Linked DNA regions of Homo sapiens: all the other regions are linked to region 3. A link is a loop called in an ENCODE intact Hi-C map of the cell type or tissue named here. Cell type or tissue: IMR-90. All regions are shown on one strand. Each heading gives the region's core, and the rest is flanking DNA. Links, peaks and the distances in the headings are about the cores only.

The links. Peaks named below come from ENCODE experiments on the same cell type or tissue, not always from the same donor. Only the 100,000 strongest peaks of a DNase experiment are listed, where the experiment ranks them.
Region 1: a loop joins it to region 3, with 15 times the contacts of the local background. A loop is called at or near these places in 3 of 110 quality-filtered maps.
Region 2: a loop joins it to region 3, with 12 times the contacts of the local background. A loop is called at or near these places in 10 of 110 quality-filtered maps.

Annotation. Positions count from the first base shown.
Region 1 is chr20:2,641,039-2,651,712 of GRCh38, forward strand. It overlaps LOC105372505 (a long non-coding RNA gene), which reads right to left. Exons shown (of 5, transcript XR_007067502.1): 2 at 2,690-3,343. TMC2 (transmembrane channel like 2) reads left to right here. Exons shown (of 20, transcript NM_080751.3): 20 at 96-2,542. The coding sequence ends at 313. Among named protein-coding and RNA genes, the nearest start is that of NOP56, 6.3 kb to the right of the region's middle. In IMR-90, for the core only: a CTCF peak has its summit at 6,014 (motif pointing left); a DNase peak (open chromatin) is centred at 6,023; H3K4me3 peaks cover 8 bases.
Region 2 is chr20:2,399,802-2,407,801 of GRCh38, forward strand. It overlaps TGM6 (transglutaminase 6), which reads left to right. Exons shown (of 13, transcript NM_198994.3): 7 at 505-643; 8 at 3,596-3,699; 9 at 3,780-4,022. Among named protein-coding and RNA genes, the nearest start is that of TGM6, 23 kb to the left of the region's middle. In IMR-90, for the core only: a CTCF peak has its summit at 3,006 (motif pointing left); no DNase peak of the experiment used is centred there.
Region 3 is chr20:2,201,668-2,212,452 of GRCh38, forward strand. LINC03086 (long intergenic non-protein coding RNA 3086) reads left to right here and starts at 5,261. Exons shown (of 2, transcript NR_161305.1): 1 at 5,261-5,852. RefSeq lists enhancers at 5,352-5,852, 5,535-5,654. In IMR-90, for the core only: a CTCF peak has its summit at 6,026 (motif pointing right); no DNase peak of the experiment used is centred there; H3K4me3 peaks cover 817 bases; H3K27me3 peaks cover 1,963 bases.

The DNA of each region.
Region 1 (10,674 bases), core at 2,675-10,674, 440 kb after region 3:
AAACCTACACACACCGCAGGGCGACTCCAGAGAGCTCCAATCCAACCTGTACAAAATCTCCCACTTCCTCTTTCTTGTCTTGGTTCGTTTTCCAGAGACCACTCCTCCCTCTGCCAGCCAAAGCCAGGCCATGGACAAGAAGGCGCAGGGCCCTGGGACCTCCAATTCTGCCAGCAGGACCACACTGCCTGCCTCTGGACACCTTCCTATATCTCGGCCCCCTGGAATCGGACCAGATTCTGGCCACGCCCCATCTCAGACTCATCCGTGGAGGTCAGCCTCTGGAAAGAGTGCTCAGAGACCTCCCCACTGATGGCTAGGACTCCAGGGAGCCTCGACCCTAGGGCTGATCCTCAAGTACCCCAGTTTCACACATACCAAACCAAGGTTCTCTCCCCTCTTTCCTCTCACATACATGCTCTGTCTCCTCTCTTGGAATGCATGAACTTTGATTCCTTCAGGCCCTTGTCAGCTACCGAAGGAGGAAGACAGTGGCTTCACCTGTCCTTTAGGGAAGCTGGAGCCATCTCTGCACTAACTGCCCTCCCAAATATCTTGGTTCAGACAGCTCTGAACCCCACGCTCACAGTGGTCGACCTTGCCTCCCGATTTTCGGAGTTGGGGAAGGGCCATGACCACCCTCGTAGACTTTTTCCATGGGATACAGTTTAGGACACGGGTTTCTGCCAGCTTCCCTAACCAGGAGGGGGATGGAGAAGGGCCTACATTTCTCAATCCAGAGGAAGTGAGCTGGTTTAAATGAAAGGTCCAGGCCAGGCACAGTGGCTCACACCTGTAGTCCCAGCACTTTGGGAGACCAAGGTGGGTGGATCGCTTGAGCCCAGGAGTTCAAGACCAGCCCGGGCAATGTGGCGAAACCCCATCCCTACAAAAAAATTAGCTAGGCATGGTGGTATGCACCTGTAATCCCAGCTACTTGGGAGGCTGAGGCAGAAGGATCACTTGAGCCCAGGAGGCAGAGGTTGCAGTTAGCTAAGATCACGTCACTGCACTCCAGTCTGGGCAACAGAGTGAGACGCTGTCTTAACAACAACAAGTCTGGCCAGGAGTGGTGGCTCACACCTGTAATCCCAACACTTTAAGAGGCTGAAGTGGGAGGCCAGGGGTTTCAGATGAGCCTGAGCAACAGAGCAAGACCCTTGTCTCTACAAATAGATAAATGAATCAAAGTAAATGAAAGTGAATGAAAATAAAGGTAAATGGACCAAAGACCAGTCATGGAGAGTGGGGATTGGTGGGAAGACTGGTGATACCCCAGTACCCAGCCCAAGGGAAGCTTACACCATGGAGCACAAAACAGGGAGTGAAAACAGTGAATCACAGGAGCGAGTGAGTTGCCCAGTGCCTCTTATCTTGGAAGGAAACCTGCCTTACCCAGGGCAGAAAAATCTTTTTCATGCACCAAATTCTAAAAGGAATTTGATAACATGATTATTGTACAAAAGACCTTGAAGATGGTTTCTCTGAAGAGTTTTGCAAAAGGTACAATGCAGAGCGTTGTCTCTGGGGATTCTATGTTCACTTAGTGTCATATCATGGTTCTATGCAGAATATTTCTTAGGGGGAAGAAGCCAGGGGCCAGACCATTAAGAAGGCCTTGATGGCAAGGGCAGAGCCTAGGTAGGGTGGGAGTCACAGTCCAGGACTCTGCAACAGCCCAGCTATCTTGCACACAGCTCCTTCCTTTCCTCCACTCTGTGCTCCCAGACCCAGGTAAGCAGTGAGGCCTCAGAGGGCCCCAGAGACCCTCTCACCCATGTCTCTGAGTGTTCTAAAGAGAGTCAGCCACCTTAACCTCATCAACTGTTACAGCCACCACCCAACCAGGCCCCCAGGGGTTCTCAGGAGAATCCCCCAGACTCAGAAAGTCAGGCAAAGCCCTGGCAGAGAGACGAAGATTTTTACAGCAATTTCATAAGCTGTACAATTAAAATAATTTCTAACTTCCCTCCCAAATCCCTTCCCTTCTCAATCCAGCACCAAAACTTCACATATATATACAAACTGCAATGGAATAATAGGGACATGTGACCAGGAGAAACAGGATAAATTATTTCACACCAATCTCTCCTGGCAAGGCTAACGAAGATGTTGCAATGCCTGATTTCCATGGAACCCAGGTCCAAGCCCCAAATCCAAAACTGCCTGTGTGTCATATGCCTTCCCCCAAGCTAACCTACCTGAAACCTCAGTACAGGGATCCTGGCACTGTAACCCAACCAATCAGGACCAGAAGGCCCAAAGATGGCCACCACACCAACACCTGGCCTTCTGCATCAGAATGCCAGGCCCTGAGGCAGGGAACACTCTGCCTGCCTGAGCCATTGGTCCCCTAGTGATTACTGTCAGGCCTCCACTGGTTACTAATACACATAAATACCCACCACAAACACAAACCAACCATCCTGATCTGATGAAGTGTAATTTTATGTGACGGAATGTATATGTCATCTAATGCTGCATAACAAATTATTCCCAAAACATAACAGCCTAAAACAATAAACAATTATGTATTATTGTATGTAGTTTCTGTTCTGTGGGTTATAAATTTGGGAGTGGCTTAACTAGGCAGATGTGGTTCCGGATATTTCAGTCAAATTCTCAGCTAGGGCTACAATTATTGGAAGGTCTGACTGGGACTGAAAGATCTGCTCTCAACATGGCTCACACGTGACTGTTGGCAGGAGGCTTCTGTTCCTTGCTGGCTATTGATAGGGGACCTTGGTTACTCTCCATGTAGGCCTCTCCATAGAGCTGCTTGGGTGTCCTCACAACATGGCTGCTGGTTTCCCCCAGAGCAAGTGATCTGAGAGGGAGAGCAAGGAGGAAGCCACAATGCCTATTATGACCTAGTCTCAGAAGTCACACTATCAGTTCCACCACTTTTACTCATAGAACTGAGTCACTAAGTCTAGCTCACACTGGAAGGGAAGGGATTTAGGCTTCACTTCTTGAAGGGAGGGTTACCAAAGAATTTGTGGACATATTTTAACAGAAAATTTTCTAATTCAAATAATTACAAGACCTCTATCAAGACAACTCTGGCCAGGCGTGGTGGCTCATGCCTGTAATCCCAGCACTTTGGGAGGCCGAGGTGGGTGGATCACTTGAGGTCAGAAGTTTGAGACCAGCCTGGCCAACATGGTGAAACCTCGTCTCTACTAAAAATACAAAAATTAACCAGGTGTGGTGGTGCGCTTCTGTAATCCCAGCTACTTGGGAGGCTGAGGCAGGAGAATCGCTTGAACCCAGGAGGCGGAGGTTGCAGTGAGCCGAGATTGTACCACTGTACTCCAGCTTGGGTGACAGAGCAAGACTCCGTCTGAAAAGAAAAGAAAAAAAAGAAAGAAGAAAATTAACCATTTATCCAGAGAAATATAACTGGTGTCCTGCTGATATTACCCTAGTTTGGCTGCGCATTCCTAACTGGAGAGAAATGGAGCAGATGCTGGATTTTATCTGTTGGAAGCTATTTTTGTAGGCTGATCCTTTCACTTCTAATAACTTCAACTTCCATTTCTATTTCCTAAGAGCTCCATAGTACACAGAATCACATAAGTAGGAAGACACTTTAGATGAAGAAGATCAAAGGGGATACCTGGTCTCCCACTGATTTGCACACTCGCAGAAACTAAGGGGAGGGGCTGATGCACCAGCCAGTAAGGTGATCTGGGCAGGTTACCAATAGCACTCACTATGGTGGTAACGCTCAGCTCAGTAAAGTCACTTCAGACGTGCTCTGAAGTGGGTGGGTAGAGACCCACCCAAAGCTGGAGCACCAAGTTCCTCATGCTCAATAATGGACAATAAAAAATAAACCCGCCATGCAGAAAGAGACATGTATTTCTCTTGACCTTGGCAGAAAGTAGAGGAGAAAAAGTCTCCATTGAGAAGTTCTAGCCACAAGGCAGCTCTCACAGAGAGGCTCTAAATTCATATGCTACAGTTGACCCTTGAACAACACTGGGTCTAGGAGTGCTGACCCCCCTGCAGTCAAAAACCCATGTATAGCTTTTGACTTCCCCAGAAGTTAACTAATGGTAGTCTGCTGTTGAATGGAAGTTTTACTGATAACATAAAGTCAGTTAACACAAATTTTATATGTTACATGTATTAATACTGTATTCTTGCAATAGAATAAGCTAGCTAGGAAAAAATGTTATTAAGAAGATCATGAAGAGGAGAAAATATATTTAATATTCATCAAGCAAAAGTGGATCATCGTAAGTCTTCATCCTTGTCATCTTCATGCTGAGTAGGCTGAGGAGGAGGAGGAGGAGGAAGAAAAGGGGTCGGTCTTGCTGTCTTAGGGGTGGCAGAGATGGAAGAAAATCACATATAAGTGGATCTGTGAAGTTCAAACCCATGTTGTTCAAGGGTCAACTGTATCTGTATGTTCCAAAAAACTCAAATGAAAATTTTAATTTATTTTTTTCAAGACTTTCAGGCCAGGCGTGATGGCTCACACCTGTAATCCCAGCACTTTGGAAGGCCAAGACGGGTGGATCACAAGGTCAAGAGGCCGAGACCATCCTGTCCAACATGGTGAAACCCCGTCTCTACCAAAAATTCAAAAATCAGCTGGGCATGTTGGCTCATGCCTGTAATCCCAGCCACTCGAGAGGCTGAGGCAGGAGAATCGCTTGAACCCGGGAGGCGGAGGTTGTGGTGAGCCGAGATTGTACCATTGCACTCCAGTCTGGGCAACAAGAGCAAAACCCCATCTCAGAAAAGAAAAAAAAAAGTGGCATTAGGTTGATAGTGCCTCCAAAACAGGAAGAAAAAAGGCAAATAAACAAAAATAGCACAACAAATAAAATATAAAGCACATAAGACGAAAGAAATAAACCAAAATATATCAGGAATCAAAATAAATGCAAACGGACTAAACTTCTAGATAGAAGGCAAAGACTATCTGATGGAGATTTTAAAATCCTATAAGCTGTTCCCAAGAGATGACTTTAAAACTAAGGATAGAGGCCAGGCATGGTGGCTCATGCCTGTAATCCTAGCATTTTGGAGGCTGAGGCAAGTGGATTGCTTGAGCCCAGGAGTTCGAGACCAGCCTGGGCAAAATGGTGATACCCCATTTCTACAAAAAATACAAAAATTAGCCAGTGCATGCCTGTAGTTCCAACTACTCGGAAGGCTGAGATGGAAAGGATCGCTTGAGCCCAGGAGTCAGAGGTTGCAGTGAGCCGAGACCACACCACTGCACTACAGCCTGGGTGACAAAGTGAGGGACCCTGTCTCAAAAACAAAAATAAGATAGGAACTTTATCCCTTTTGATTCCTAGGGAATAAAAACTGAAGTATAATTTTCAATGGCAAAATCACCAGGTGTGTGAGTACCATCAAATATTCTAAGCAGGTTTGTTTATAGAGTGTGAGGATTGCTATTAAAGACAACTGTCTGCAGTGTTGTGCCAGATACTTTATCTTTCAATATAGTATTAGCTTGAAAAACATGAAGAAAGGCCCAAGGTCATAGTTGGGGTAGATGTGGTATATAGAGCATACAGATAACTCTATCACTGAACCGCGTCTGGAAAATGGGCTATATAAAACCAACCTCCAAATTTGTCTGTGAAGATTCAACAAGTTGATGGAAGTAAGACTGTAATGTGCCAAGCATTATGCTAAGTACTCAATAAATAACAGATATCATCACAGGCATGGATAAGATCTAACATCCTTGGGCTCAGGGGATAAACACAACAGTATCTTGTGCTCTATAATCCTAATCAATGGCCAGGCTTCAGAAGCTGCCAGGTCATCACTGCCAAAAAAACACAAGGAATGCTGGGCTAAACCACCTTCCCAAGGTACTTTTCATTCTCCTGTGTCTTTATAAAGAAATGCTGCATATACATGTAACTCACTGCCAAAGAATATTGTAGGGTTTCTTTCCACTTTTGAGAAAAGAGCCCAGGAATTGCTAGCAAGCCTTTTAAATTTTATGAGAATTTTCTCACTCACAAAAGGAGTATAAAGTGCCGCCCTCTTGTGGTAGTTTCATGAAATTTCCTTTCCCGAAGCTCTCCCAAGGCACTGAATTTATTTTATTTATTTATTTATTTATTTATTTATTTATTTATTTATTTTTGAGATGGAATCTCGCTGTCGCCTAGGCTGGAGTGCAGTGGAGCGATCTTGGCTCACTGCAGCCTCCGACTTCCGGGTTCAAGCGATTCTCCTGCCTCAGCCTCCCAAGTACCTGGGATTATAGGTGCCCACCACCGCGCCCAGCTCATTTTTGTATTTTTAGTAGAGATGGGGTTTCACCATGTTGGCTAGGCTGGTCTCGAACTCCTGACCTCAAGTGATCCACCCACCTCGGCCTCCCAAAGTGCTGGGATTACAGGCGTGAGCCACTGTGCATGGCCTGGCACTGAAACTGAAATAGCACATTCCACTTCCATAGGTCCCCATTAGTGTTGCCAGAGTAAAAACCTTGGGCTAATGGACACCAAAATGACACAGTTAGCCATAGGCTGGGCTAAATGAAAAAGGTCAGATGATATAGTATATGGTTCTTCCCAATGGGTGAACAGTCTTATGGACAGAGAAAAAGAAATAGGCCCCACCTGCCACCTGGCTTTAATGTGGAACCTGGAGCACATCTGGGAAACTCATGGCTCCCACTCAGACCTGCTGTCCCTGCAGGACATTTGCTCAGTGGGAGCCCTGTGAGCAATTTGTCCTCCATATCACCTCCAAATTAATCTCCAAACACTGCTTAATGGAAAAGCAAGAGTCTCATCAGACCAAAACCACTCATCCTGACTTTCATTCAAGGTTTCTTACATTCTAGATCCTTCAGTCTTTTGTCCAACTACTGACCAGTTTGCATTTTACACCTCTAGCAGGTTCTTCTCTTGTTTCTGGCTTTTGCTTCCACTCTCTTTCCATCCTCCATCTCTAAATGACCTACACACTCTTCTATGAATAGCTAAATCCCTTCTTGCCATGAAGTCTACCTCAGGAACACTGGGCCAAATTGTCTTCCTGTCAGCTTGCATACAACTGCATCTTAGCACCTGATTATATTCAGTCTCCCAGGATTGCAAAGTCTCTGAAGTCAGGGGTCACAGGTTAGTACAAGTTGAGTATCCCTTATCCAAAATGCTTGCAACCAGAAGTGTTTTGGATTTCAAATTCTTTTTCAGATTTTAGAATATTTGCATAATACTTACCAGGTTGAGCATCCCTAATTCGAAAATCCAAAATCTAGAACATATAAGGAGCTCAAACAACTCTTTAAGGAAAAAACATAATAATCCAATTTAAAAATAGGCAAAAGATCTGAATAGACATTTCTCAAAATAAGATATACAGGCCAGGCATGGTGGCTCATGCCTGTAATCCCATCACTTTAGGAGGCCGCGGCAGGCAGATCACCTGAGGTCAGGAGTTTGAGACCAGGTTGGCCAACATGGTAAACCCCGTCTCTACTAAAAATACAAAAATCAGCAGGGAGCGCTGGCTCACACTTTGGGAGGCTGAGGCAGGCAGATCACAAGGTCAGGAGTTTGAGACCAGCCTGGCCAACATGGTGAAACCTCTCTCTACTAAAAATGCAAAAATTAGCCAGACGTGGTGGCTCACGCCTGTAATCCCAACACTTAGGGAGGCCAAGGCGGGCGGATCACAAGGTCAGGAGATTGAGACCATCCTGGCTAACACGGAGAAACCCCATCTCTACTAAAAATACAAAAAATTAGCCGGATGCGGTGGCGGTCGCCTGTAGTCTCAGCTACTCGGGAGGCTGAGGCAGGAGAATGGCGTGAACCTGGGAGGCGGAGCTTGCAGTGAGCCAAGATTGCGCCACTGCACTCCAGCCTGGGCGACAGGGCGAGACTCCGTCTCAAATAATAATAATAATAATAATAATAATAATAATAATAATAATAAAATAAAATAAAATAAAATAAAAATACAAAAATTAGCCAGGTGTGGTGCCAGACGCCTGTAATCCCAGCTACTCAGAAGGCTGAACCAGGAAGTGGAGCTTGCAGTGAGCCGAGATCACGCCACTGCACTCCAGCCTGGGCAACAGAGCGAGACTCCATCTCAAAAAAAAAAAGAAAAGAAAACGTGGTATGTATACACAATGGAGTACTATTCAGCCATAAAAAATAAGATCCTGGCCAGGCACAGTGGCTCACACCTGTAATCCCGATACTTTGAGAGACCGAGGCAGGTGGATCACCTGAGGTCAGGAGTTCGAGACCAGCCTGGCCAACATGGTAAAACCCCGTCTCTACCAATAATACAAAAATTAGCTGGGTGTGGTGGCACACACCTGTAATCCCAGCATTTGGGGAGGCAGAGGAGAGCAGGATAGCTCAAGCCCAGGAGTTTGAGATCAGCCTGGGCAACATGGCAAAACCCTATCTCTACAAAAAAATTAGTCAGGCATGGGGGTGTACACCAGTAGTCCCAGCTACTTGGGAGGCTGAGGCAGGATGATCACTTGAGCCCAGGAAATCAAGGTTGCAATGAGCAAAGATTGTGCCACTGCATTCCAACCTGGGCTACAGGAGACCCTGTCCCAAAAAAGAAAAAAATGAGGTTTCAGTAGCTTCTATGCAAGGTGATAACTGCAGAGAACTGAGACTCAACTGAAAATAGGTGATAAAACATTTTGTTGTGCTATTTATTAATTAAAGGACAAAAGAGCAAGATGAAAGACCACTAATATTTTTTGAGCTCCCACTACATGCCAGGTACACCATTGTCACACCTGGCCCACAGGAGATCTTCAATAAATGTTTGTTAAAGGGATGAATGAAACCCCAACCTTCATTCTGCAAAGGAAATGAAAGCTCAGGAAGATTCAGTGATTAAGATCACATTGTAAGTACTGGCAGAGCTGGGGCTTGAACCCACGTGAGCTGACCGATTCAAATTTACTGCTGCTTAACAACTCACCCTTACATTTAGTGGCTGAAAACCGCAATGTACTATTTGTCACAATCAGGGTAGACAAGATGCAGATGGTGGTTCTGCTGGTCTTGTTTGGGGCCTTACATGGCTGCACTGAGATGGTGACAGGGGCTGGGACACACAGGATGGCTTCACCCACACGTCTATCTTGGCCATTTGTGGAAACTAACTACCATAGGTGGTATTTCATGACCCTGTAAGCACCCACAAATTGCACCTGGTTGGATATTCTGCCTTAGAAAGATCATTCTGGCAGTAGAAAGTGCCTTGAAGGGGAAACCAAAGGTTTTGTAAAAAGTCTACTTTGGTGGTGAAGACCTGAGCCTAGACAGGAGCAGTGCACCCAGCAAACAGTCCAAGCGGAAGGCAAAGATGGTCTACTCCACCACAGGTTGCAGAGATGCCCCCTGGATAACTGGATAACAGTGTCAAGGATAACAGGAGTCCTGTGTTATCCCACTAGAGTCAGACTACAAGTATCAGGGTGAGATATTTTATTGAAGGGATGGAGATGAGAAAACCGAAGGAAACCTTTTAATGTTCATACCACATCCATATCTGATCACAAGCATTGGTTATCTCACCAGCAGAAGCACTTTTCTTCAGCCATCTCTGTAAGTCAGCAAACTACTTCATGACAGCTCCTTTGTAACCAGAGGACCCAAATTTTTCCAGAGTACGACTGGTTACCTTTTGGCTCATTGATTGACCCTCAGGTTTTTTATATTCTGATTTAACACACAAAAGTGTGTTCATATAGTTACATATATATGTATATATGAAAAATATTTGTGTACATATTTCTATATATGTATGTAGAGCTGAGACAAAAGTTTTACAATGAACAGCACCTTACTCTAAGCAACACACTCTTATTTCTATTCGCTTTAATCCTTTTTCTTTTTTTTTTTTTTTTTTTTTTTTTTGACAGAGCCTTGCTCTGTTGCCCAGGCTAGAGTGCAGCCTCTGCCTCCCGGGTTCAAGCGATTCTCCTTCCTCAGCCTCCCGAGTAGCTGGGATTACAGACATGCTCCACCACGTCCAGCTAATTTTTTTATTTTTTGGTAGAGACGGGGTTTCACCATGTTGGCCAGGCTGGTCTCGAACTCCTGATCTTAAGTGATCCGCCTGCCTCGGCCTCCTAAAGTGCTGGATTATAGCCCACCCAATCCTATTTTTTTAAATGCTGTCCATTAATGCATTCTGACTTCTTGCTTGAAAACCCCTGGTTTAGTGGATAAGCACCTGTAACTCCAGGAAGATTCAGGATTAAGGGCAGAAATAATGAAGTAAATTGAAGTATTAGCATTAGTATTTTCCATTACATTTTGGAATCGTCTATTTTGATGTATTCACGACGGTTAAAATAATTTAACATGCTAATGTATGGATTAACTTGGCAATTCCATTTTAAAATATTAAATGGAATAACGATTCTGACTCGTAAGTAGACATGTGTAACAGAATTCAACCACATCTGTAAACCATATTGAAATTATGAGAGTAAGATTTACCAACCACATTTAGGTTTGACATATTAGATTTGTGAGTGAACTATGTACTTGGATTTTGTCAAGTAACTCAATCGCTTAACAAAATAACAATTAAATGTATAAATGCAGTTTATAGCTATACATTATTTTTAAAAATCCCCTTCGAATGACTCTTTAAAACATACCAGGGGATACGCTACTTAAGTATAAC
Region 2 (8,000 bases), core at 1-8,000, 200 kb after region 3:
TACATATATTTGCATATGCTGCAACCCATCTTCATTGATGGATTCATTGACAGGGAGAACGAAGTCTGGCTGATGAAGAGAGAAGCCAGAGAATTTATTTCCTTCATATCTGATCTTTTATCTTGAAGGAGTCCTAGCTCCCTCTGTCTCTCATTCATTGAGTGCCTTGGGCGAGCCCTGCGGCTCCCTTGGCCTCCAGTCCCCTCAGGAAGATGAGGGCTCTATTAGGTGGCTTCCAAGTTCCTGCCAGCCTCAAAGCCTGTCTACTTACATGAGGTGGCAACAGCATATCCTGAAGTCCTTGAGAGAACGTGCAGGAGATGGTGGCATTTCTGAGAGTGGAGATGGGAGTCTCAGCCCCACAACCTGATGAACTAGACACACAGACAAAGATGGGGTGGCAGAGGGCTTTGGCCACAAATGAGCCAGGGCGCCTGCTGTGGAAGCCAGGCCCCTCTCTCAGGGGCCAGGGTCCCGCCTGCTCCGAGCCTCTCTGCTCTGCAGTCCTCAGGTGCTTGGGGATAGCCACACGGGTCGTGTCCAACTTCAACTCAGCCCACGACACAGACCAGAACCTGAGTGTGGACAAATACGTGGACTCCTTCGGGCGGACCCTGGAGGACCTGACAGAAGACAGCATGTGGTGGGTCCTGCCCCCAGCCTAGGCCCGAGGGCTCTGGAAGCCCAGCAGGTGGAGCAAGGCCTCATCTTCCATAACACCACCAGGGAGCGGCAGGCCCAGAGCCCAGCTCTCCTGAATCTGAGCCGGCTCTGGAGGGAGTGAGAGGCGCCCTGCGGATAGTGGTGCCTCTTCCAAGATGTAAGGTCTGAGGTCAAGAGATGTAGACTCAGAGGTCAGGAGGGGCCTCAAGATTTGATTGCCTTGAACGCCCGGTTCTACTCTGTCTGGGAATCTGTGGCTTCCTGGGGTGGGGTGGGGTGGGAACTCCTTCTGCACAGGTACCTCTGGATCAGGCTCCTGCTTCCGTATCAGCTGCGGTTCTCCGTGTTGTGTGTCTCAGGTGGGAAACAGACTCCTTCCTTAGCTAAAACAAAATTCTTCACATAAAGCTTTAAAAAATTCATTCCAGGCCAGGCACGGTGGCTCACACCTGTAATCCCAGCTACTCAGGAGGCTAAGGCAGGAGAATTGCTTGAACCCAGGAGGCAGAGGTTGCAGCGAGCTGAGATCACACCATTACACTCCACCCTGGTCAACATAGTGAAACCCCATCCCTACTAAAAACACAAAAATTAGCCAAGCATCGTGGCAGGCGCCTGTAGTCCCAGCTACTCTGGAGGCTGAGGCAGGAGAATCGCTTGAACCTGGAAGGCAGAGGTTGCCTCTGTGAGCCAAGATCATGCCACTGCGCTCCAGCCTGGGTGACAGAGTGAGACTTCGTCTCAAAAAAAAAAAAATTCATTCTAACTTACTTAATTTTCTGAAATAGGAAAAACATTCATGTGGTTTAATATTTGAAAGGTACAAAATGGGTTGCAGTGATGTCTCCCTCCCGCCCAGTTCCCCAGCCTCCCCATCCTCCTCCTGGAGGCAACACTATCACTGTCTGCTACATCTCCTGTCAGAGAGATGCTCTGCAGACACGAGCACATACATACCTACAGTGCCTCCCCGCCTTTTCCCTGCTTAAACAGTATTGGCAGCTTTATGTGATACTGTTCTTGCTGGAACATTTAACAATTCCACGTAAATACACAGAGTTTTCCTTATTTTCCATAATGTTTTAAGTAATAACGTAACACCCACCAAGCACCTAGTCTGTGCCAGGTCCAGTTCTAAGTGCTATATATAGATTAACTCATGTATTTCTTCAAACAACCTGTGAATAAGTTAAGATCATTGATTCTATTTCGCAGATGAGGAAACTGAAGCACAGAGAGGTTAAGTAACCCATCCAAGGCCACACAGCTAGTGAGTGGAAGCATAAGGGTATGAACCCAGTCTGCCTCTCAATTGCATGAAAAAGCCATTGTTCATCTAACCATCCCATATGGATGGACATTTCAGTTGCCTCAGTTAAAAACAAGTTTGCCTTTACAAACAAGGCTTCAGTGAATAACCTTGTTCAAATGTCTGTTCACACATGTGCAAGTCTGCCACTCAAAGCCAACTTTCTAAAGATTAGGAGAGATGGCTGGGCGCGGTGGCTCGCACCTGTAATCCCAACACTTTGGGAGGCCGAGGCTGGCAAATCACTTGAGGTCAGGAGTTCGAGACCAGCCTGGCCAACACGGTGAAACCCCATCTCTACTAAAAATAAAAATTAAAAAAAATTAGCCGGGTGTGGTGACACACACCTCCCCAGCTACTGGGGAGGCTGAGGCGTGAGAATCACTTGAACCTGGGAAGCGGAGGTTGCAGTAAGCCAAGATTGTGCCATTGCACTCCAGCCTAGGTGACAGAGCAAGACTCTATCTCAAAATAAATAAATAAATAAAAATTAAAAAATAAAGATTAGGAGAGACAGTGAAGAAAACACAACACAGAGACACAGAGAGCCTTGTATCCTTGTTCCCCAGGGGAGCGTGCCAGGAGCCCTTCCCGAGCTGGCCTCCAGCTCAGACCATCTCTTTGCTCCCCTTGGCCTCTCCTCTTTTTTGGTTCTCTTCATTCCCTTGCCCTGGAAGCACAAAATACTCGCATTCTTCTCTTTTCTTCATGCAGAAAGCACAGACACTTCATTTTGATGTTGGGGACTCTGTCACCACCCAGGTTATCAGGGTCCCACCTTTAATCCCCAAATGCTAATCAACATACTTTCCCCAACAAAAACAGTTGCCTGCCGAAGAGGAGTTCTGAGGCCGGCTGTAAAGATGCCAAGTCAGGCAAACCGGGAATCAGGTTTCTGTCTGCTCCTTTCTTTCTGCAAGACCTTGAGCAGGTGATGTCATGTTTCCTACTCATATTCTCATCTTTAACACGGGGAATTAAAAATAAGGCTGGAATTACCAGAGTCTATGGTGCTCTGCATAATCAGAACCCTACCTACCCCCTCTGCTGGCCATATCCCAGAGATACTTAAATACTTTCTGCTCCTTGAACACACAAGGCCTTTTCTTGTCTCACTTAGGACCTTTGCACATGCTGTTCCTTCTTTCTAGAATATTGTTCCCTTCACTCTTCCTATAGCTTATTCTTTCTCACTGAAGTCTCACCTTCAATGTCATTTACCTAGAGTAGGTCTATAGGGGTTGTTCTCTAGCTTAAGCCCCTCTTTTTCTTCCTAACATTTATTGTCACTTGCATTTGTTTGATTTATCTGCTGACTTAGCTTTGCCTGTCTCCTTTGTTAGAATGTAAGCAGCATGAGAGTAAAGATCTTCTGTCTTAGTTGCAGTACCTTGAACAACAGGTTCTTGATAAATGTACACACACATCTATATACACACATACACATATATATACAAACATATGTGAATGCTGTGTGCTCATTCATGTGGTTGAATGAGTGATTCACAACATGCAGCCACAGTTCTTGTGGAAAGTAGGGAGCCCAGGGCCTGCCTCTCAGTAGGATCTTCCCTTCCTATGCCCTCACTCTAGGCAGCTTCACCCATCCTCTCTCTGTGGCAGGAATTTCCATGTCTGGAATGAGAGCTGGTTTGCCCGGCAGGACCTAGGCCCCTCTTACAATGGCTGGCAGGTTCTGGATGCCACCCCCCAGGAGGAGAGTGAAGGTACGCTCAATTGGGTGGGGTAAGTTCCAGACCCCTGCTTTTCCTTACCCATGCTGCTCATGCCCACCCCTCCTGCCCAGGTGTGTTCCGGTGCGGCCCAGCCTCAGTCACCGCCATCCGCGAGGGTGATGTGCACCTGGCTCACGATGGCCCCTTCGTGTTTGCGGAGGTCAACGCCGACTACATCACCTGGCTGTGGCACGAGGATGAGAGCCGGGAGCGTGTATACTCAAACACGAAGAAGATTGGGAGATGCATCAGCACCAAGGCGGTGGGCAGTGACTCCCGCGTGGACATCACTGACCTCTACAAGTATCCGGAAGGTAAGGGCCACATGGCGGCCTTTATTACCTTCCCCCGGATGGCCCATCAGCTGCAGAGGGCCCACTGCAGGTGGCCTGGAGCCAGGCCTCACCCCATGTATATGACGCTGACAGCAGCTTCCATTCACGTTGTCTCTGTGCTCTGAGCCAAGTGCCTTTATTTAGGCTACATTAATAGCTTCCTCTGTTTGCTAAGCACCTCTTCTACCTTAGAAGATTTCCCATTTGTAATAATAATAGCTACATCTCCTTGAACACTTGCCATATACCAGGCACTGCATTAGGTATGTTCACATACAATAATCACTACTAGTAACAATAATGATGATAGTAGCAGGTATTATTTATTGAACACCTAGGACAAACGCATGGCACAGGCCCAATTCAGACTAATAATAATAGCATCTCCTGTTTAGCATCTGCCAGGGCCTGTGCCGTGATACCAATTTATGGCCATTGGTTCATTGAAGAGCCCCTACTTGTTAGGCTACAAAAACAAAACAGTTGTATTTTTTCTTATAGCTGTTTCCAACTATATACTTTAAAAATCTCCCTTTCCCACTGTGTAACAGGTTCCTTAGCAATGTTATGATCTGATTAACATATTTTCAACCATTTCTGCTTGTTAAATCCATGTCACCAAGTAATTATGACTTCAAGCTCAAACTTGAATTAGACCCTGTCTCCTCCTGTCCCCTGAGCACAAGCTAGAGCAGTGACCCTGGAAGGTTGCTAAAGAGGAGACACAATCTGCTCTGAACACCTCCTCGCCTCCCTTTTCTGCTCTCTAGCATCATATTTTACAGCTCTGGTTGCACTTTTTTTTTTTTCTTTGAGACAGAATCTCACTCTTGTTGCCCAGACTGGAGCGCAATAATGTGATCTCAGCTCACTGCAACCTCCGCCTCCTGGGTTCAAGCAATTCTCCTGCCTCACCCTCCCAAGTAGCTGGGATTACAGGTGCCCGCCACCATGCCCAGCTAATTTTTGTATTTTTAGTAGAGACGGGGTTTCACCATGTTGGCCAGGCTGCCCTTGAACTCCTGACCTCAGGTGATCTACTCACCTCAGCCTCCCAAAGTGCTGGGATTACAGGCATGAGCCACTGCACCTAGCCCCTTGTTGCACATTTGAATTATCCAGGGAGCTGTTTCAGTTATATATCTTAAACAATAATTACTTATTTGGTCAATTCTGTGGGTCAACAATTTGGGCTGTGCTCAGCTGGGATGGTTCATCTTCTCCAGGTGGTGCTGGCTGGGATCTCACATATGTCTGTCACGTGGGACTGCTGAGATGGCTGGGTCTGTGTTCCCACTCGGCCTCTCATGTCCCAACAGGCCAGCCCATGCTTTTCTGAATAGCAGCAACATTCCCAGAAGGTGAGAGATGAAGCTGTGAGGTTTCTAGAGGCCTGGCTCAGAATGTGCACCATGTCACTTCTGCCACATTCTATTGGTCAAAGCAATTCATGAGCCCAATCCAGATTCAAGGGGTGGGAAGTTGTAAGGCATTATGGCCATTTTTAATCTACCACAGCAGGCCAGATTCCACCCCTGACTAATTGAATCATAGTCTCTACGGGATGTGGTTTTGGCACTGGGACTTTTTAAAGCTCCCAGGTGGTCTCTAGTGTGCAACCAATGCTGAGAGCACTGTTAGGCTAAGAGGGAGGCAAAGAGGACAGAAGAGAGCAGATGCCTTTGTCTTAACTGGGTGAGGATTCAGTGCTGGCTAAGTGGGTGGGTGCTGCTGCCCTAGTTTCCTATCTATGCTTGCTGAGGACAGATGGTGGCTCCATCACAACCTGCTGCCATCCAGACTAATTCCTGTGCTGTTCCTCTAGACACTGCTGATTTCTTGTGCTATTTGGGTCCTTTCAACACAGCTTCTTTCTGATGCATGGTGATTTTTGTCCCCAAGTTCTGCAGAGGTTTTACAAGGCTGTGGCCCCCAACCCTAACCTCCACTGTGTCCCACTCCAAGGCTGGGAACTGAAACCTGACACTTGTGGGTAGAAGGAGCAGTCTTGACTGGCTGTCTCCCACCTGCTGTCTCCCTTCAATTCTCTTCTCCCTGCTCAGGTAGTACATGGCTTAGTAAGTAAGACGGGATAAACAGACCTCCCACAGGGAGGAGAATACCAACTTCCCTTTCTGTAGGCACCCCCAATCTTGATCAGCCAGTCATTTCTTGCTGAAGATACCCCCAAACCTTAACACTGATTCTTTTAAACACCTACTCACACCCCCAACTCACACTTTAGCTCCTATCTCCAGGAACATGGCACTTTCTTGACTGTCAAAGACATCTTCCACTTTAGCTGTCTTCTTACTGTCTTGGGGATGGGCTATGGATGAGGGGACTATGTGGTAAGGCCTCTTCTGAGCTGCCACCTCTCTGATAAGACCTGCAGATTGATTGCTGGGTCCCTTCAGCTGGGAGCTTCTGGAACTTAGAACGTGGGGTCTAGCCTGGGCAACATGGCAAAACCCCATCTCTATAAAAAATACAAAAGAATTAGCCAGGCATGGTGGCATATGCCTGTAGTCCCAGCTACTCAGGAGGCTCCAGTGGGAGGAATGCTTGATTCTGGAAAGCAGAGGTTGCAGTGAGACAAGATTGTGCCACTGCACTCCAGCCTGGGCAACACAGTGAGACCCTGTCTCAAAAAAAAAAAAAAAGTACATGAGGTCTGTGGGTCTTTTGTCCTAAGATTTAACTATGACCAGCTGGGTGCAGTGGCTCACACCTATAATCCCAGCACTCTGGGAGGCCGAGGCAGGCAGATCACCTGAGGTCAAGAGTTCGAGACCAGCCTGGCCAACATGGCGAAAACCCGTCTCTACTAAAAATACAAAATTAGCCAGGCATGGTGGCCCATGCCTGTAATCCCAGCTACTTGGGAGGCTGAGGCAGGAGAATTGCTTGAACCTGGGAGGCGGAGGTTGCAGTGAGCCAGGATCGCACACTGCACTCCACCCTCAGCAACAAGTGCGAAACTCCTCAAAAAAAAAAAAAAAAAAAAAAAAAAAAAAAAAAACCATGGCCACAGGAGAAATTAACATCCTGTTACATGATAACAGTGATGACAATCACTGTTACTGAGCGCTGGCTGTGGGCTGGCCATTTTCACATGTTATGTAGTCATTTTATTTAACAAATGTTTACAAAGCCCTTACCATGAGCTTTTAAGTGAGACACTAGTACAAAGTTTATTTTACAGAGGAGAAGACAGATGTACAGAGAGGCAAGTTGACCCAGCCAGAGAACATAGCTAGTAAGGGAGAACTCTCCTGCAGAACCCAGAGCCCATGCTCCTCACTCTGCACTGCACTGCCACTATTTAATTATAATATTGTCTACTGTTTATTGACTGCCTACTGTGGGCAACGTGATTTTACATTTAGGTTAACAAAAATAATAGTAACAGTATCTAGAACTTGCTAAGCAAAATGGTAAGCAATGTCCAAGCATTATTTCATTTAATATTTATTTTAAAATCATTTTATGAGCCAGGCATGGTGGCTCACGCCTGCAATCCCAGCACTTTGGGAGGCCAAGGTGGGCAGATCATCTGAGGTCAGGAGTTCAAGACTAGCCTGGCCAACATGGCGAAACCCCATTTCTACTAAAAATACAAAAATTAGCTGGGCGTGGTGGTGGTTGCCTGTAGTCCCAGCTGTTCAGGAGGCTGAAGCAAGATAATTGCTTGCTGTCAGGAGGCGGAGGTTGCAGTGAGCAGAGATTACGTCACTACACTCCAGGCTACAGAGCGAGACTCTGTCTCAAAAAATAAAATAAAATCATTTTATGGATAAGCAAACTGAGGTACAGGGAGGTTAAGTAACTTCCCCAAGTTTCCAAAGCCCAGAAGAGCTGGAATTCTAACGAGGCAGTCTACTCTTAGGGCCTCTGCCCTCCCTGCTATGCTAGACTGCACATCTTCGCTGAGTGGCCTTGGTGTGCCATACAGCA
Region 3 (10,785 bases), core at 1,271-9,270:
AAGACATTTATTTCAAAGACTGCCATGTATCACACTGGTTAACAGTCACTCTGGATACAATTTTCTTTAAAGAGACCACTTCATTCCACTACAGCCACTTCAACTGCTTCCTCAATGGCTTAGAGAGGTCCAGGGGTTTTAGAGAGTCAGTGGGAAGTCATCCTAGAGATCATCAAAGTCTATCTTCCTCCTTTCTCAGAAAACAAATACCTGATAGTGTTGGTGCTTCCTTTCTCGGAACAATTGTGTTCCCTGAATCATACACAGTGGATGTTTTATACACAAAATTGTATTCTGATTGCATATACATACTATGCTAATGAATCACCCTCCAATCCATTTGTAGAGTGCTCTATCTGTAGAGTTATAGAAATATCAGTGTTCGCTCAAGATGGTCCATTGGGATGAGAAAATATTAGGACTTATATTCATGGTTATGTTTATTTGAAACTAGGAGAGATACTAAGTTTTACTAGTGTTTGCTACATGGCCTGACCCCAAAGGCCACACTGGGTCATGTGTCATGGGTGGTAAGCATGGGGGCGTCAGAGTGGTAGCCCGTGGCTCTTTCACTGACTTCTTGGCCTTCGGTGTATTACCATGTGTTACAGTTTCCCTGCTAGAGGAGGTTATCAACTCATCAACAGGGCTCATTTGGCAAAACCGAGACCCCTAAATGATATGATTTTTACAATACTTTAAAAATTGGCTGTATCTGTTTCCAGATTTTTTTCCCCTAAGCATCTACTAACAAATAGTTATATGTATTAGAAAACAAAAAGAGAGCCGGGCACAGTGGCTCACACCTATAATCCCAGCACTTTGGGAGGCCGAGGTGCACAGATCACTTGAGGCCAGGAGTTCAAGACCAGCCTGGCCAACATGGCAAAATCCCATCTGTATAAAAAATACATAAATTAGCTGGGCGTGGTAGCATGCGCCTGTAGTCCCAGCTACTTGGGAGGCTGAGGTAAGAGGATCGCTTGAGCCCAGGTGATTGAGGCTGCAGTGAGCCATGATCACACCACTGCACTCGAGCCTGGGAGTCAGAATGAGACCTTGTCTAAAAAAACAAAAACAAACTCAAAAAACAAAAAAAGCTTCATAATCTACATACACCTCTTTTCTTCACTCAGCCATATGGTTTGGGCATCTTTTCATGTCACTATATTTAGCTCTACCTCATTTTTCCCTACCTTATTCTTTTAAATATTTGCATAGAGTTCCGCAGTCATCCCTCTCATTACAAGGTTAGTTTGTTCCTAAGAAAATTCATAGGGTGAATTTTCATAAACGGAAAAGATAATTACTATTTCAACCGATGGTACACAGTTACTGCACAATTTCAGAAACAAAATACACACATGATTCTCAAAGTCATAAAAATTTTTTTAAAAAGCAGTATAAGAGAGACAAAGGAAACAATGCAAGTGATGCCTGAGTCTGTTACTTACAACCCGCACCAACTATGTCACCATAGAGAAGACCATGTGGAGGCTGCTCCAGAGGCTCAATAGCAGTCTTTGCTAATGCAGTGAAATCCTCACAAGCCAAAGAAAAGAAATTTAATGGAAATTAAACTCCTTTTAAAGTCAAAGTCTTGAACTTGCATGGGCATATTTTAGGGTAAGACTCTTTCCCATAGTATGGATGCATTATAATTTATTTCCCAACTGTTCATTATATGGACATCTGGGTTCATATTAATCTGCCAGGACTCCCATAACAAAATACCACAGACTGAGTGGCTTAAACAACAGAAATGTATTTTCTGACAGTTTCAGAAGCTGGAAATCCAAAATCAAGGTGTTGGCAGCTTGGTTTCTCCTGAGGCCTCTCTCCTTGGCTTGCAGATGGCAATCTTTTCAGTGTATCCCCACATGGTCTTTCCTCTGTGTGTGCACCCTGGGTGTCTCTCTTCTTAGAAGGATACTAGTCATATTGGATGAGGTCAATATGAGGTCATTACCCATATGACCTCATTCAACCTTAATTACCTCTTTAAAGACCTTATCTCCAAATATAGTGGCATTCAAAATCATTAGGAGTTAAGATGAATTTTGGGGTGCACAATTCAGTCCATAACTCAGTTGTTTCTCATATTTTTCACCGATATTCCTCACCTCACACACTCCTCAATCCATTCTAATCTCATTTCCACCCTCAGTGCTCCAATGGATATTTCCCTCCTCTGAGTGCTACCTGGTCAATTGTGATTGTTGCTCCCGTAAACAACTACAGTGTTCTCCTTCTTATTGGTTCCATGATGTTTATCATCCCCCCTGCCGCCGCCCAATCCATTCTCCCATAGACATAGTAAAATGCATTTGTAATCTAATCACCCCACCCCTTATCTTGATACTCTTCCCTGACTTCTTGCTTTTGAATTAAGACGCAAACAACTTAGGATGGTGGACAAGCCCTTGCAGGATCAGATATCGGTCCACCTCATTCATACTCCAACAGCCTCCTCCAACCCACTTCATTCCAGCCACACTGGCTTGCTTTCATCCCATGAGAAAGGTCAAGTCTTTTCCCACTTCAGGGCATGAATTGTGTCCTCTGCCAAGAACAACCTCCTCTTTGTCTGTCTCATCCTTCACACAGATTAAAAGTGAGTTTCTCAGTGAAGCTCTCCTTGACCCCCACTTGTCAGGTTACCATTGTCCCAGGCTCCCACAGAATTCTGGATTTTCTCTGCAGTGGTTATTACACATTGCAGTCACTGGAGCGATTGTTTCATATGCATCTCCCCCACCAGACCAAGAGCTTCTGGAGAGCAGGGGCCACATGGAAGATGCTCATTCCTGCATCCCCAATGCTCAGCCCAATTCCTGGCACAAAGTAAGTACTCGATAAATATTTAATGAATAAATAAACTCGTTGCATTTGGCTGTTTCCTCCATTTGGAAGGCCCTTTTCATTCTCATCCATCTGGCACGTTGAGGCCAGCCAGCTCCTATATCGCTCTGATTAGACTGTGAATTACTTTCATGGCAGGACCTGTGTTCCCAGTGCCTGGTAAAGGGCATGGCGCACACAGCAAGCCTGCCGGTTGAAGCAGATCATTTTTACTTTGCTGCGTATCCAGGTCCTACATCACTGCCCTACTGAAGGTTCTTGAGTCAAGAAGCAGATGAAAAAATTATCAACCTTCTGTCTGATTCATAATGACTATCACCGGTAGTCATTTATTTTGTATGATTTGTCTATAAATCATACAAAATAAAACTGACAATGGTTAAGATGGCACCTGTGAAATTTGTTATGAACTCAGAAGACTCACATCTTAAAGGTAACACTGGAAATTACAAGAAGCAAAGGAAATCAGATCTGGTTGAAATAATCAATGCAAACTAAAACAGACTGCCCACGTAAAATTTGCTCCTTACTAAACATTTGTAGAGGACTGCCATTGACAGATTTTTGGACCCACAAAATTTTGCCAAAGGAAATGGAACTATGGCGGCTGGGCATGGTGGCTCATGCCTGTAATCCCAGCACTTTGGGAGGCCAAGGCAGGCAGATCCCTTGAGCCCAGGAGTTCGAGACCAGCCTGGGCAACATAGTGAAAGCCTGTCTCCAAAAATGAAAATCAACCAGGCGTGGTGGTGCATGCCAGTAGTCCCAGCTAGTTGGGAGGCTGAGGTGGGAAGATTGCTTGAGCCTGAAGGTTGACGCTGCAGTGAGCCCTGATGGCGCCACTGCACTCCAGCTTGGGCAAGAGGGTGAGACCGTGTCTCAGAAAGAAAAGAAAATAGAACTTGCTAGTGTCAATGCCTTTTAGCCAAAGACCACCAGGACACACCTATAGTTGAACAAGTTGGGTTGCACTGAGGGAGAGTACATACCATGACAGAACTATGGGGGGGTATCTTCGAAAAGAGGTGTTATAAAGAACCTATTACTGGATTTGAGCTTTTATGGGTAATTTAAGGAGGGCCTATGGAAGTTGGATTCGCCCTAGATTGGAAGTGGTCAGGAAGCAGGAGCCAATTCCATGATTGGGTATCTCAATAAATCTAATCTATAGAGAAGGCAAACTAGAAGAAAGATAAAACTGTAATTAGTTAGCAGGGGGCCGGGCACGGTGGCTCACGCCTGTAATCCCAGCACTTTGGGAGGCTGAGGCAGGCAGATCACGAGGTCAGGAAATCGAGACCATCCTGGCTAACACAGTGAAACCCCATCTCTACTAAAAATACAAAAAATTAGCTGGGCGTGGTGGCGGGCTCCTGTAGTCCCAGCTACTTGGGAGTCTGAGGCAGGAGAATGGCATGAACCTGGGAGGCGGAGCTTGCAGTGAGCCGAGATCCTGCCACTGCACTCCAGCCTGGGCGACAGAGCGAGACTCTGACTCAAAAAAAAAAAAAAAAAAAAAGAGAGAGAAAAAAAAAAGAAGTAGCAGTCACTCATTTTCTCCAAGACGGGTGTTTGGTATTTTGTGAGTGGCACAGTGACTGTGTTTTTGTCTGTGCTTAGACAAAATTTCAAAGTAGATTTGCTATGTCTCACTTTATCAGGCTCTCTGTAACCATATCTGAGGTTGTTATTTTGTGACGCTACGTACAATAGGAGGATAACATGGTGGACCTGTGATGCCAGGCTAGCTTCTGAATGTCGGGGTTCCCTTTTTTTTTTCTTTTTCAATAAAATAAGCATGAAATACAAAATATCACAATGATGGAAACCAAAGTAAAATTCGACATACAAATTTTAAAGAAGTAAAATCTTTATCATGAAATTTATATGTAAAAGAATCACTCAGTAAAGACAATTTCCATAAAATAAAAATGGATATGGATACTATTTAACTATGTTGTATTAAAAAAAACTGATCAAAGAATTGGTTTAATGGAAAATGCTCTGGAAAATTCTTTTGCAACAGTTCATCGCTGTTGATATAATCCTAATTAAAATTATCGGACTCCAGTTTTGGTGGAGATGTAAATTTGCTAGTGTCTTTGAAGAGCAATTTAGTCATATTCATGAAAATTAAAATTGCATGTGGCCTTTGACATAGAAATTTTACTTCTGGAAATTTACAGAGAAAGTTGCACGTGTGCACGTACATACAAGGATATTACCACTCCACTCTAGTATTTTTTGTAGTAACGAAGATTGAACAAACATTAATGTCCTCCAGTAAGAAGCTGATTAAAATTCAGTATGAGACATCCATTGTACCCAAAGCTAGGTGGCCTTAAGAAGGTCAGTGTCGCTCAGCGACAGGGCTCGGCCCCCCCTCGTGCAAACCCACCCCGAGGTGTGAGGCCAGGAGTGTGCGGTCACGAGGCGCCCGGGAAGTGTGTCCAATGCCCGAAGCAGCCCCCACCCGGGCGGTCCTGAGTCCGGGTCGCGCTCTGGTGTATCTCTTTTGACGTCTGCTACCCACAGCCTGGGGCAGGAGAGTGGCGACGGCGAGGAGCAACTGCACGCGACTTGGGACCTTGCCCTGCCCCGCGGCCCGCGTCACCATGGCAACTGCAGGCAGCCAGCACCGACGGCGGGAAAACGAGGACCGGAGCCGCGTTACAGCCTTGGCCTTCGAGCAGCCCAGGGAGAGTCTCTGCGTCCTCCAGCCCCCGCTTCCCTTCATGTCGGAGGTCCTAAGCCCGCAGCGAAGTCCGCAAAGAGCTTTCCCCGACGCCTACGAGACCGGAAGTGCCTGGGCCCAGGTGGAGGAAGGACCCGCGTGGCCGCCTCCGCGCTCTCCCTGGGGTCCGTGCCCCTTCCGGCGTTTCTCCCGCGTCCTTCACCATGGCAACTCGGGCGTCGGGAGCGTGGGCTGCGAGCCGAGTGGGTGGGGGAGCCGCCGGGCTCTATCCGCCAGCCCACGAGAAGTGACGCAGGTGACGGGAGGCCGCAGGGACCTGAGGGCGGAGAGGGGAATTCAGAAAGTGCCGGGCGGCGGCTTCCGCTTCCTCTGCGGGGTCTCTGGGTGGTCGTGGCTGGGAGCTGCCGGGGCCCGGTGGCCGTGCGCCTCTGCTCCGGGCAAGCTCTCCCTGCAAGGCCCGGGCGGCGGCAGGGGGCAGTAGCGGCCCGCGATGCTCAGAGGCTCGCTGGCACGGAGCTCCCGGGCTGGGGCGTCCAGATCTGGAGAAGCCGGGGGCCTTGGTCACACTCAGAGCTGACGTCCAGTGCGGCCCTTGCTGAGGACTCGAGCGAACAGATCTCTACCCAGCCCCCGCCCCACGCGCACCCAGCCTGGGTCAGCTCGCCCTGCCCGCAGCCACGCAGCTGGTGGCTAAGCGCGGGCTCCGGGTTCAGGCTGCCTTGAGCTCTGTTGGTTCCCTCTGAAAGTGCTGATAATGATAGCAGGTATCTTGGGATTGCTTTGAGTATTAAACGAGTTAATCGTACTTAGTACAATTTCTGGACTTAGTTTCTAGCACGTGGGAAGTGCTCATGGGCTTGCCTGGGGCAAGTTAGTTGACCTCTCAACCTTGCCTCATTAAAAAGTGGGGATAATAATAGTACCCACTTAATACCGTTATAATAATTACAGTAGTTAATATTTGTAAAGCCCCTTGCCTTCAAGAACTTAGGACATTAAAAAAAAGATTGTGAAGTCCCTAGAATGGTGCCAGGCACATAGTAAGCTGCCTCTATTATTACCATGGTCATATTGTTGTTATCACTATGTTAAATAAAATTTATAAGAGGCTATTGGTTTGGACTGAGCTCCTGCACTATGCCCAACAGATCAACCCAACATGGAGTCACTTATGCTGAAGTTCCGTGCCACCAAGCTGAAACTAAGTTGCTTATTTGACTTTCCTAGAAATTAGGAGAGAGAGACAGTTAATATAGCCAAATGCCCAAGTAAACCAGCTTTAGCTGGCATGATGAGGAAGTCCTCTCTGCTTTAACCTTTACAAGGAAAATAACTTTGAAACAACCAATTCGCTTTTTGTTCTGTGTTTCTGCTTTCTTCAGCCCTTTTCTGTCTATAAAGCCAGCCTCCTCAGCTCAGCTCATCAGAGCACTCATTCTGTTTTATAGAACGAGGCATCGGCTGATTCTAGAATGCAAATATAAGCCAATTAAGATTTTAAACTAAATTTCTTGTAATTTTTGTCTTTTGACAACTATTATCGTCTGTTTGCCTTGTGAGGTTGGAAAGGATTGCACTTGTCCTGCTACAAGGACTCTTAGTCTCTGGCTGGATTACAGAAACATTTGCCTGCATTTCTCCTTTTATTTCCCAAAGTTTTTCAGCGTCTTACATGGTTCTGTAGAAGAGGCAGGATCGTGTCCTTAAAAGACCACTGGGCTGTGAGTCAGGTGGATTTTGGTCTTGATAATGCTACTTGGGCAGGTCACTGTTTCCTCATCCATCTGTAAGCCTCTTTCAACAAAGGGTAGCTGGTATTATCTATTATGCATGTTTAGCCTTTCCGGTAAGGTAATATATTTAGTAAAACTAAATTAGCATCTGTCAGCAACTCTCCAGGGTAGTAGGAGAAGGTGGCAGGTGCTTTGAGGAAGTTACAGATGAGAAGCTATGGGATTCTGAGAAGGGAGAGTAAGCTTCTTAATTTATACTTTAATTTCTAATAAGTAGAAATGTCAAGATGTACGGGGGTCAAATGAGAATGATTCTACCCCTCCACCCCACTAAAAAGTCTGGGAAAGTGAATTTTCCCCTCTGAGGCCTTCTTATTTCTCAGTTGGAAATAAAATGTATGTTGGCAGCTACATTCATTATTGCTTGCAGTGTAATCCGGCCCCTGTTATGGATTCCCAGACTTGGGCTCCTGGACTGACTTCTTCCATTGGCAAGAACATCATATTCACCATATTCTTCTCTTTCTCTCTCTCTCTCTTTTTTTTTTTTTTTTTTTTTGAGACAGTCTCGCTCTGTCACCCAGGCTGGAGTGCAGTGGCATGATCTTGGCTTACTGCAACCTGCAACCTCTGCCTCCCCGGCTCAAGCAACTCTTGTGCCTCAGCTTCCCAAGTAGTTACAGGCATGCACCACCATGACCGGCTAAATTTTTGTATTTTTTAGTAGAGATGGGGTTTCACCATGTTGGCCAGTCTGGTCTTGAACTCCTAATCTCAAATCTGCCCGCCTTGGCTGCTTCCCAAAGTGCCGGGATTGCAGGTGTGAGCCACTGTGCCTGGCCCTTTGTTTTTTGTTTGTTTGTTTTGGAGACAGGGTCTCACCCTGTTGTCCAGGCTGGAGTGCAGTGGCACAGTCACAGCTCACTGTAGCCTCGTCCTCTAGAGCTCAAGTGATCCTTTCACCTCAACCTCGCTAGTAGCTGGGACCACAGGCACACACAACCATGCCCAGCTAATTATATTTTCATTTTTTGTAGGAACGGGTAGGGTGTCTCTATGTAGCCCAGGCTGGCCTTGAACTCCTGGGCTCAAGGGATTTTCCCTCCTTGGCTTCCCAAAGTGCTGGAATTACAGACATAAACCGCCGCACCTGGCCTTCTTTCTGTTTTCAGAAACCTCCCTTCACTCACCAGAGTGTAAGGTCCCTATTTATCCCACTTAGGTTAATGCACTAGGTTAGAGTAAGCAGTGTTTCCTAGCAGTTATGGGCATTGGCTTTTATAGTCAGGGGATTTGAGCCCTGCTGTGATTTTGAATCAATGTCTGAGCCTCAGTTTCTTCATCTTCAAAACAAGGACAGTAATACTCCGGGCTGTTGTGATGATAGCGTGAGATCTTGCACTTAAAGAATCCAGCATGGCCGGGCATGGTGGCTCACACCTGTAATCCTAGCACTTTGGGAGGCCGAGGCAGGCAGATCATGAGGTCAGGAGTTCAAGACCAGCCTGACCAACATGATGAAACCCCGTCTCTACTAAAAATACAAAAATTACCCGGGCGTGGTGGTGCAGATTTGTAATCTCAGCTACTCAGGAGGCTGAGGCAGGAGAATCACTTGAACCCAGGAGGCGGAGGTTGCAGTGAGCTGAGATCGTGCCATTGCACTCCAGCCTGCATGACAGAGAGAGACTCTGACTCAAAAAATAAAAAACAAACAAATAAAAAAAGAATCCAGCGGTACCTGCTAGGACAAGTGCTCAAAAAAAAAAATGTTGGCTGCTCTTTTTAAAAATATACATAAATAAATATGGGGTCTTACTGTGTTGCCCAGGCTGGTCTCAAACTCCTGGCCTCAAGCCATCCTCCTGCCCCGGCCTTCCAAAGTGCTGGGATTACAGGCATGTGCCACCACACCCAGCTGGCTGCTCTTTTTTAGCACTGTCATCATGGTTATTACATTGTTAGTTCACAAAAGGCAGGGTGATCTTTTGTAGTCTTTTTCTTCTCTTTATTGCTTGGCAGATCTCTTTATTGCCAGCAAATGTTTGTTGAATGAATGAGTGAATCCACCCAGGAAGCTCTAGTAGCAGTGAATTTCACATTGCCCTGACTAATAGCAGCTCTGCGCCAGAAACCATATTCAGTCCCATTACCTTGTTGAATCCTCAAGTTTGATGACTTTGTCTAGCCTTCCAATTTGGCTCCTGAAGCATTGGTGTCATTGATTCACAGTCCAGAAGCTGGGAGTAATGTCTGCTGCAGATTTCTGTATTGTTTCCGTAATGAAGCTGACAGCAGCATAATATCTGTAGCCTGTGCTAAGATAGGAGTTGGGTGTCATGCTGACGTCAGGCAGTGTGTTCTCATCTCCCCAAGGATGAGCTGGCTTCCTTGATGCAGTTTCCTCATCTCATTAGTGCATTGCTTGACATTACACTTCTGAAACAGCAGGGCTCAATCAGAGTTTAGCACTGCAACTCTATCAGGGTGATAATGTCACAGGGCATCAGATTCCTTCTTTTGTCCCTCTGTGGCCACTTCCAGAGAAGTGTAGCAGCTGTAGGGGAAGGACAGACCAAGGAAGGTCTTTTTGCTTCTTCTGATCCACTCACTGTATTTGAGTTTTGGGTTAGAGAAGCCTTTAGAAACCTCTAATTTAGTACTTTTTAAATACTGTTCTGTGGGGGTTTTAGAATTCGTAGGACTCCCTCATCCTGCCAGGAGCTGTTTCTGGGGAGAATAACTACCTAAACAGGTAGAACTTGGGGCATCCTACCTCTGATTCAACCAAAGTGAGCCCTGTGACATCTCTGGAATACTGAAGAACAAATTTCTTTTTATTCCTCAGTAGAGACTCTGAAAGCCAGTCAGCAACATTGTTGGACTTTGAGCAAGCTATTTATGCATTTGCAGTGTTTATTCATTCATTCAGCACATTCTCCGACACTTTACTAGGGGGCTGGGGATAGAGCAAGAAACAAAATAAAGATCCTGCCATCAAAGAGCTTACATTCTAGTAGGAGGAGACAGACAGTAAAATATGTGCCATGCAGGGCCTCTCCAAGGATGTAGAATGAACAGACGGCTGAAGGAAGTGAGGGCTGATAAATGGTGGAAGAATGTTCTAAGCAGAAGAAATAGCTGTGCAGAGTCTCTGAGGTAGGATGCCAGAGCAGCTGGAGAGGAGGGAATGATAGAGCCAGTGGAGGTAGACAAGAGGCTGAGGTCTAGATTACCAGGACCTCGGAACCATGGAAAGCACTTTAGATTTTACTCAGAAGGAGATGGGAGGACATTGGAGAGGTGAAAGCAGAGGAATGACAAGACTTGATTAATAGGAACATTCCGGCTACTGGGTAGAGAATAGAACTTAGGGAGTGAGAGTGGAAGCAAAGACCAAGGAGGCTTTTAGAAGGGTCCACGTGCGAGGTGACAATAGCTTGGACTGGCATAGTAAAGAAAGGTGAGAAGCACTTGGACTTGGGATGCATTCCG